Regions from separate parts of the Homo sapiens genome. Here region 2 is linked to region 1. Evidence: chromatin loops called from intact Hi-C (ENCODE). Cell type or tissue: heart left ventricle. All regions are shown on one strand.

Region 1 (5,000 bases):
ACGTGTACCCTAGAACTTAAAGTATAATAAAAACATATATATAAAAAAGCTAAATCATGAGACATCTCTGTTTCAAAGATGATAAGATAATGCAAGAATATATTGCATCTTATCTAATTATAATGTGCTATTTTAATTGTCAATTAATCATAGATTAAATTATCAACGTAACTGCTTTAAGTTATTAGTCATTATAGTGATTAGTTAGTATACAGCTAAAATGTGACTCAAATAACCATTCAAAATAATGAGGTCAAAATAAGTGACCACTGTTACAGAAGCTGTAAAAACATGAAAACATCCATGATTCTATTCAACTGCACATAAAACTAAGTGTCATGATTTCCCTCTTATACACAAATCTACTCCTCTCCTTAGTAGGAGTAGATACATAATGATTTAGGCAACTATCTCTCAGTTAACTAATGAACCTAAAACATGTATTACTGTTTAATAATTACTAACATATCACTTGATGACAAAGAAACCAAGTGAGCAAAATATTAATTGGAAGTGTTGGCAAAAATAGCAACAACTTTTGCACCAACCTAAAAATCCTCACTACTGCACTATAGGATGGCCGGTCTAGAACATAATAAAGGAACATTTGTTTAAGCATGTGCTGTGTTTTTGATGCTTTACAAGCATTAATTCATTCAATCATACCATCAGTAAGACAAATATAACTGTCTTCATTTTTCAGATGAGGAAATTAATCCTAGAGTGGCTAAATTACTAGCTCAAGGTCATACATTGGTAATCTTCCTATATGAGTCCCCTGTGTAAAAGATTTAGAGCAGCACATGGCACACAGTTAATTTTATGTGTTTACTAAACATATGAATCATAAAATATATCCTGCTTCTTTTTTCCTTTAACATTATATCATGACTATTTTCCTATATCATTAAATATCCATGCAAAATGACTTTAGTGGCTGTAATGCTTCACTATATGAATGTTTCATAACTTAGTGTTTGATACTGAGGCCACTTCTATTTTTTAACGATATAAATAATAGCACAATGAACATTCTTATAAAAAGATTAATTTTTTAAATGATAAAAATGACCAGATTTGTACTTTCAAGGGCTAGACCATGGGTAAGAGCATTTTGTATCCCATCAGGACACCAAGTGATGCAAAAGGCAATTGGAAACTCCAGAAAAACCAAACTGACCAAAAAGAAAAACAATCACTCCACTTCACTTATTGTTCCAAAACACATTAAAACAGTCATATTTTAAAATAAGGTGCTTTGAGTTTGCCTAGCCATTCAAGAATATATTCTTCTTAACCACCGTAAATACTTTGTATTTTAAATGCAGTATTGGATAGATAGAATTTATTAGCTGTTAAAACTTGGGCAAATAACTACATCCTGATGCTTGATTTTAAAATTTGCATACAGTCATTGCATGATTAAGTGAGAAAACATTTTGAGCACCAAACACAATGCCAGGAATGCAGAAATGCTGCTTGAAAAAAATCTCCCAAAACAAAAAATGAGCAGTAGTAGCACTTACTGAATTTAACTGAGTGAGAAGATAAATAGTACTGTCAGTTAAGTGCTCTAGACCTTCAGAAAAAGCATAATTAATATGGGCTGGAGAAATGGGCTGGGGCTTGGAAGGTGACAGCATTCAGATGGGCAGGGAGAAAAGGATGCAAAAGCCAAGGGATGGCTTTTCCACATGAATAAAGGAATTCAGCAGTTATGATGTCTCAGGTTGTGGACTTTACCTGAAATGACTGAGATGGAAGATTTTGTGCCCGAGGAAGTGGGAAATTAAAGTTGAAAAGGTATATTGGGCAAATATTGAAGGCATTGGTGAGCAAGCCTAGGACTTGATTTGTGGGCCACGAACATTTTTGTGCTGTGTTGCATCAGGAAAAATTAACCTGGCCACAATGAGCCAGGCTTTAGATTGGTCAGTTAGGGTATGGGAGTTCAATGTGATCCATCATCAAACAGATGGGAAGTGAAGCGGTGTGGGCTCCAGCATGTGGCCCGTGACAGAGGACATGGAAAATGTCAGTGGCCCCAGTGCATCTGTGCCAGCCGCTTTGGCCTCTTGTAGGGCTGTGCGGTGACTGGGAGCTAAGCGCTCCCCTCTTAGTTGGTCCTGGCTGGTGCTGAAAGCGCTTGAGCACACCGCTCCTAGGGCTGATGACTTCTGAGGAACCTTATTGGAAAAGCATTTTGCTCTAAGATTCAGTAAACGCTGTCCCGTGCCAAGGAAGTGGCGTCAACCTGAGGCTCTGGGATCAGACCCACCGGACTCACGCCGGCTCTGCCACTTGTTGCCCGCAGTCTCGGCCCGTTCCCTCTGCGTTGGCAACGGGCACTGACTGTCCGATACCTCAGCGATCGTAGGGGAGTAGAGACGTTCCTAATGCCGGGCGCACCGCCGGCGGGCCGGCGGTTCCGTTGGCTTCCCTGACACACTTCCTACAGTCATTTCTTTCAGCTGAGATCTTTCCCTTTAATACCTCGTTAATTAACGTGTAATCTTTTGGTTAAAATGTCACAGCTAAGACTAAACCCGAAGAAAAGAATGAAACCACGGGAAGTTCTTCAGACAGTCGCCGCAAGGTTATGGGCCGAAGTGGTGCAGGGGCGGCGCCCGGGGAAGCGACTGGCAGAGCTGTGCGCACTGGGGGTGCTGCAGGCGCTGGGGAGAGTGTGGAGAGGCTGCGTGGAGCTGCGCGCTCGGGGTGGGGGCTGCACTCCCAATGAAGCGCGTGAAGGGCAAGCGGTGATGGGTTCTGCGCCAGTGGGGCTGGGAGCCCGTCCGGGGCTGTACATGGGGCTGCGCGCAAGGTGAGGACTGCGCATGTGGGCTTGGGGCCTGCGCGCACCGGAGGCTGCAGGCGCTGGGGAGGGTGTGGGGGGCTGTGCGTGGGGCTGCCCTCACCGGAAGCTGCACGCTCTGGGAAGCGCAGAGGCGGGGGTGCTGCTCGCGCTGGGGAGCACGTGAGGGGACACTCAGGGACTGCCCGCGCGAATGGCTTCCAACGCATGCGCCCCACCCCACATTTCACAGTCGCCATGACGACCGGGAGGTCCGCAACGGCTGCGGGGACAAGTCCGTTGAGGCTGCCAGGCGAGTCAGGTCTCTCTGGACCTCGCCTGACTCGGCTGGGCTGTGCCTGAAATTGACCCAGCTCCACCATACTCCTTGATTATGAGAAAACAAGGAGTAAGCTCAAAGCGGCTGCAATCTTCCGGCCGCAGCCAGTCTAAGGGGCGGCGCGGGGCCTCCCTCGCCCGGGAGCCGGAGGTAGAGGAGGAGATGGAAAAGTCGGCCCTAGGCGGCGGGAAACTGCCAAGGGGCTCCTGGAGGTCCTCCCCGGGGAGGATCCAAAGTCTGAAAGAGCGAAAAGGCTTGGAGCTAGAGGTGGTGGCCAAGACCTTTCTTCTCGGCCCCTTCCAGTTCGTCCGTAATTCCCTGGCGCAGCTCCGGGAAAAGGTGCAGGAACTGCAGGCGCGGCGGTTCTCCAGCAGAACCACTCTCGGCATCGGTGAGGAGAGGGCAGGAGAGCCCTAGGAGGGAGCCGCATGGCGCTTTTCTTGAGTCTTGAAGGAGATCAGTTTAACAAGCAAGGGTTTGTGGGTGCCTAGTAGGAAATAATAGCAAGGTCCGAGTAGAAAGAAGTTGGCCAAAGATCTTGTCATTGAACCAGGGGAGAGAGAGAGATAGGGAGTATATTGGTTTGAAGGGCTGTCAGATCGCAGAGAGTGTTTTAAGGTCTAGGAGTTTTAAAGGCTGAGGGGAAGGATCAAGAGAAGATGATGAGATTAAGATTCCAAGAGAGGAAATAATTAGTGGAGCAAGTCTTGCAATATTTGGGAGGGGTAGAATTAAAGGTACAAATTTGAGAAGCTAACTGTGGAAAAGAGGAGAGAGAATTCCTTTTCTGAGATGGCAGGGAGTAGAAAAGTGAGGATTACTATATGGAGAAATGTTAAAGTGGAAATAAAAGAAGTTGGGAGTGTTGGTGTCTAATGGTCTTTGTTTCAGTGAAGTATGAGGCTGGGTCACCTTCAGAGGTGAGATTGATAGGATGCCGTGGTCCAGGGGACATTCTTCTGTCACAGCTTGGAAAGGGCATGTGATAAGCCCTTCAAGCATTTAGAATACTGGCATCGTTACACCATATCATTTTTTTTCAGATGTGGTATGTGGGTTAAGGGAGGGAGTGAGAGACACAGAAAGATTTTGAGCATCTTTGGAAAGCTGGATGAATTTGGTAGTATATTTGACCTTTTCCTTATATATCATCTGAAGAGTTTTTGCCAGTGTATATAATTGTTGGGAGAATTAGAAATAGGATACAAATATAGTTGAACAGGATAGTCTCTGTATATTTTAAAATTAATGAAGCCTAATAAACAGTTAATGAGCATCTTTACAACCATTTAAAGTTTTCAACCTTTTAAAAATTATAGCAACCGTGCTTGCATACAGTCCAAAAATGCACCATGGGCCATACTTTGCCTATCCTGGTATAAAACAAGTAAATCTTCCGAGAAGTATTTAAGATAAGCCCAGGACAGTTAGTAATATAGGAAAAGATCTGGATAAGCATGGTTGAGAATTTCAACACTGCAATTTTTTAATTTTTAAAAATTTAATTTCTTCAATAATTATTGAATTAATTTGCATTTATGTTGTTAGCCAAGTGAAGTAATTTTTGAGTTTTTAAGAGGCTATTATTGGTGGTTTATAAGATGACTTGCCAAGTATATTTAGGATAACCATAAGAAATACCATTATAAAATCTCAGAAGGGAGGTGGGACTTCTGGAATAGCCAAGGAAATGCACTCCTCCATGACGACAATGAAAATACTTGGAAAATTATCAAAATCATTTTCTTCAAAACTTTGGAAATTAACCAAAGGTTTACAACAATCTAAAGGACATTAATTCAAGAAAAGATGCTGAACCTCTATAAGAAAAGCAAAGTTTGTGGTGTTTTAACTTGTTCTATTACC
Region 2 (5,000 bases), 130 kb before region 1:
CCATTAGTTTTATCTCTGTGGGATACTTCCAATCTCCTACTTGGTCTGCCTGCACCCAGCTGTCTCCTTCAAATCACTTTCCCCCATGGCTGCTAAAGAAATCTACACACATAAACACATGACAATACCACTATCCTGCTTAATCATCCTCAATTGCTTTTCACTACCCTAGAATAAAGTCCAAGAGCCTTAATGTGGTACATACAAGGCCCACCATGATCTGGCCCTTGCTCAATCCTCCCCATCTCAGCTACCTTACCTTTTCTTCATGCTCTAGGAATATTGATTGGTTTGCAATTCCATGCATAAACCCAAGTTTATCACTTATGAACCTCTGATGTCACTTCTGCTGGGAATATAATCTTTTTTCTGCCTTGCTAACTTCTACTCATTTTAAAGACTGCTCAGCTATCACCTCCTTTAGAAAACATTTGTTGATAGGCCCCACACCCCTAACTCTACTTAGATTGAGTTAATTGCCTTTCTTCTGTATTTCCATAACAATAAACATGGTAGAGTATGCATATTCTTATCATTATGCTTTCTATATGGTATGAAAATAATTTATGAGGCTGGGCATGGTGGCTCACGCCTGTAATCCCAGCACTTTGGGAGGCTGAGGCAGGTGGATCACCTGAGGTCAGGAGTTCGAGACCAGCCTGGCCAACATGGTGAAACCCCATTTCTACTAAAAATACAAAAATTAGCTGGGCATGGTGGCAGGTGCCTGTAATCCCAGCTACTTGGGAGGCTGAGGCAGGAGAATTGCTTGAACCTAGGAGGTGGAGGTTGCAGTGAGCCAAGATCGTGCCACTGCTCTCCAGCCTGGATGACAGAGCAAGACTCTGTCACAAAAAAAAAAAAAAAAAAGAAAAAGAAAAAGAAATATAATTTTCTTTAGGCCCTAAATTCTTCTAATAGTTGGCTTTTTTATTTTCTCAATTTCTTCTTTTTTTTATCGACAGGACTATTGCAGTAGGCTTTTTTCCTAATGAATGGTCAACATTAAAGTCTTATTGGGATTGCACTTTCTTTATTTTTAAATTTTTATCCAGTGATTCTGGGGATTTTTATGAGGTTTTCTTGGTTGTTTTTTATGTATTTATTTGCATATAACAAACAATTTAATTCTTTGTTCCAAAATAATTCATCATATTCAAATGATGTGCTCCTTTTACTTTTGTTTCTTAAAATCAAAACGTTTAAGACTACTAAACATTTTACTCCTTGCTCTGAAGATGAGGCCTAATTTAAGAGATGAATAATCAGCTGATGACTGATTCAATGAATGGCATTTATCTCTTTATTTGTCTTTGGGTATTTATATGGATGCTAACATTTGTGGGTGAAAGGGAGATACTGTGGGACCTTGTAATCATATTGAAAAACAGGTTATCTACATGGTCCCAGAGAATCTCCTAGTAAATATCACAATGGAAAAAAACAGTAACTTTACAGTGAACAAACTAGGCAGACTGCACCTTAGCCAAGTGATCAAAGTTAACATAATCAGTAACGGGAACAAATATGACACACTGAGGATGACACGATGTTGTTTCTGAGGTATTCGGAACCAAAATACATAACCTGAACTGAACTGTAAGGAAACATCAGACAAACCCAAACTAAAGGACGTTCTACAAAATACATGGGCAGTACTCTTCATAAGTCACAAGGTCAACAAAGACTGAGAAACTGTCACAGACTGGCTGAAGCCAAAGAGATATGAAACCAAGCACACCGTGTGATTCTGGATTGGAAACTGGGCCAGAAAATGGACAGTAGTGGGAATGTGTGTATCTGTAAATTAGATAACAGTTTTGTATCAATGTTATTTTCCTGAAAAAAATAATTATACGGTAATTATGTAAGATGTTAGCATTTGAGGAATCTGGATGAAAGGTGTAATGGATTTTTTTGGTACCATTTTTGCAATATTTTTGTTAAGTCTAAAATTATTTCAAAAAGAACAAGTTAAAAAATTAAAATATTAAAAAACAATAATTTCCCATAATTTTACAGGAAATAATTTGGGTATATTTAAATATTAGCAGTTTAAATGGCTATAGATTAAAGTTCATAGAGATAAATGCTCAAATAGAGGAGAAATGAGTCTGGTATTATATTTAATATTGGGTTCAATTATTATACATTTTGAAGACACAGCCTATAAATTCACCTCTCATTAAGGAAAGGTGTTATAAACACAGAAATAGCCCAACTTTTATATTTTAATACTTTTTTTTTTTTTTTTTTGAGACAGGGTCTTGCTCTGTCACCGGCTGGAGTGCAGTGGTGTGATCTAGGCTCACTGCAGCCTTGACCTCGCAGGCTCAGGTGATCCTCCCTAGTAGCTGGGACTACAGGTTTGTGCTGCCACGCACAAAGTTTTTCTGTTTTTTGTAGAGACAGGGTTTCACCATATTTCCTAGGCTGGTCTTGAATTCCTGGGCTGAAGCAATCCTCCTACTTCAGCCTCCCAAACTGCTGGGATTCCAGGTGTGAGCCACTATGCCTGGCCCTTCTTCTTCTTCTTCTTCTTCTTCTTTTTTTTTGACACAGGGTCTCACTGTCGCCCAGGCAGGAATGCAGTCACGTGATCACAGCTCACTTGCAGCCTTGACCTCCCAGGCTCAAGCTATCCTTCCACCTCAGCCCCGCAAGTACCTGGGACGACAGGTGCTAATTTTTGTGTTTTTTGTAGAGATACAGTTTCGCCATGCTGCCTAGGCTGGTCTCAAACTCCTGAGCTCAAAACGATCTGCCTGCTTTGGCCTCCCAAAGTGCTGGGATTACAGGCGGGAGCTACCATGCCCAGCCTATATTTTGATATTTTAAAAATAAATTATTAGTCTCCTCTGCAGCTTGTTCTGTCACCCATACATTAACATACCAAAATACATATATTTCTTACTTCCCAGGTGAGGTTATCATAAGATCTTGCTTTCACATATTTTGCTGACAAATTAGATATTTATTTATTCTGCTACAATGAAAACTATGGAACGGCCCTCTGTTTTATTTTTAATTTTTTTTTTAAATGAAAAATCATGGGGTTTCACTATGTTGCCCAGGCTGACCTCAAACTCCTAGGCTCAAGTGATCCTGCTGCCTTGGCCTCCCAAAGTGCTGGGATTATGGGAGTGAGCCACCATGCCCGGTCAAAAGGCCCTTTAGGAATAAGATATTACTTTTGTTGCTCCAAGCAGTACATAAATTAATAACTTTACAAATAAATCCACTACCCCCTTCAGCTATTAGTTTGTCTGAGTTTGCAAGGAGACACTAATGCCCATTTCCGTAGACTAGGAAGGAGGAAAGGAGAAATTAAACATTAGGAGGTGCTCAACAATTATTTGGTAGAAATGAATTAATGGATCTCTCAATTTATTTAATATTTTAATTTTTGAAGAATTATAAATACATTTTCCAAAGCTAGGGAGCAATGATATTTTGGTGGTCAAAGTTTTAAGCAATGTGACTGACAACTTAGTAAGAAACTGAGAACAAGAACTGTGGAGAAACCATTTCCTTGGGTAATGAACAGACCACAGTGGACTATAATAGAGATCTGAGTGTCCTACAACAGCTACACATCAATAGAGAGAGGAAATGGGAGTAAGGGCTAGACCTCCAACTGTGAATAGACTACCTTATGATGGGGCATTTTGAAATTCATGCCAGGTGGATTTAGCTGGCCCCAGAGAATCCTACTGGAGTGTACCAGTAACACGAAAAGTTATCACTTAAAGGCTACAAGATGGCAACCTCCTTTCTCTTATATTATACATAACCCTCCAAGCAAGGATCTCTTTGCTCGGTAGTTGAGGCCTACTTTAAGAGATGAGTCATCAGCCGATGGCTGATTCAAGCAACGGCATTTCTCTTATTAAGTAGGCTTCAGTATTGTAAGAAGTTGTTTACTTGATGTTCTAATTTTTATGTATCCCAAAGTTCTTTTTAGGTAAGGGCGATTAACCTAAAAAAATTATTCAGTGTTCATTCAGACTATGATCCATTCTATGACAAATTGTGTTCTGAAGAGAAAATAATATAATACTATCCTATGTGAATCAAATTTATCTTTTCAAAGACAGCTAAGTTTTTATTCCTTTTGGTCATAAATATTTGTTTTTCACCCCACTTCTCTCCATTTCTACTACTATTTAGGCAGCTTACCTGTAGCTAAAGGCAATTTTAGTTTCCTAAGTATATAAAATCTCCTAAATGTATCACCAAGAGATGAATTTCTATTGTAGAAATATTATATATTAATTTAGGGGAGAAAAAGTTTTCTTTTTTATTTGCTTCTATTATAATTTCATGCATCAGGTATGCTTTTATTGCAGCACTTCACTCTTTTTTTCATAATTATGAGTATAGCAGAAGGGGGGCTATTAATTTAGTTTGTGTAAGCAAAAGCATCAGAGAACCCTTCAAGTGTATACATGCACTGTGCACCCTGTGCCTAAAATTCACTAAGTAGTAAACATAACCCTGAAAAATCACACGATTAAAAAAATTAAAAACATTAAAAGATAATCAAGAATTGGGCACATTAGATGTGCAAAAGTTAAATCATAGTTAACAGAGATTATGGCAAAATTGTAATTAAATTACTATAAAGAGGATATTAAAATCTAAAAACATTTAAAAGTCAAGATGAGGTTATAACTGGGTTGTAGCAGATTAGGAAAAAAAGTCTAGACCCAAAGCATAGATAAGAATTTCTAAAAATGACCCCATTTAAGAATTCAGAATGATGCTGGGCCAGTGTTGCATACCTATATTCCCAGCTACTCAGAAGGCTGGGGCAGGAGGATCTCTTGAGCCCAGGAGTTAGAGGCTGTAGTATGCTATGATCTTGTCTGTGAACAGTCACCACACTCCAGTCTGGGCAACATAGCAAGACCCCCATCTCTTAAAAAGAATTCAACATGAAATTATAGAATTGAATATACTTAATATTGGAGGTGACTTGTAGATGATGTGGACTAATC

The links. A loop is a pair of places that touch in the nucleus more often than their neighbours do. Peaks named below come from ENCODE experiments on the same cell type or tissue, not always from the same donor. Only the 100,000 strongest peaks of a DNase experiment are listed, where the experiment ranks them.
Region 2: it touches region 1 in a loop (3.0-fold over the local background); 51 of 110 quality-filtered maps call a loop at or near these places.

What each region holds. Positions count from the first base shown.
Region 1 is chr12:63,666,582-63,671,581 of GRCh38, reverse strand. It overlaps DPY19L2 (dpy-19 like 2), which reads left to right and starts at 3,089. Exons shown (of 22, transcript NM_173812.5): 1 at 3,089-3,525. The coding sequence starts at 3,189. RefSeq lists enhancers at 1,682-2,181, 2,182-2,683, 3,133-3,192. In heart left ventricle, no CTCF peak of the experiment used is centred here; DNase peaks (open chromatin) are centred at 2,991 and 3,401; H3K4me3 peaks cover 3,379 bases; H3K27ac peaks cover 2,996 bases.
Region 2 is chr12:63,792,834-63,797,833 of GRCh38, reverse strand. The region is part of intron 3 of RXYLT1 (ribitol xylosyltransferase 1); the gene reads right to left. Among named protein-coding and RNA genes, the nearest start is that of RXYLT1, 15 kb to the right of the region's middle. In heart left ventricle, no CTCF peak of the experiment used is centred here; no DNase peak of the experiment used is centred here.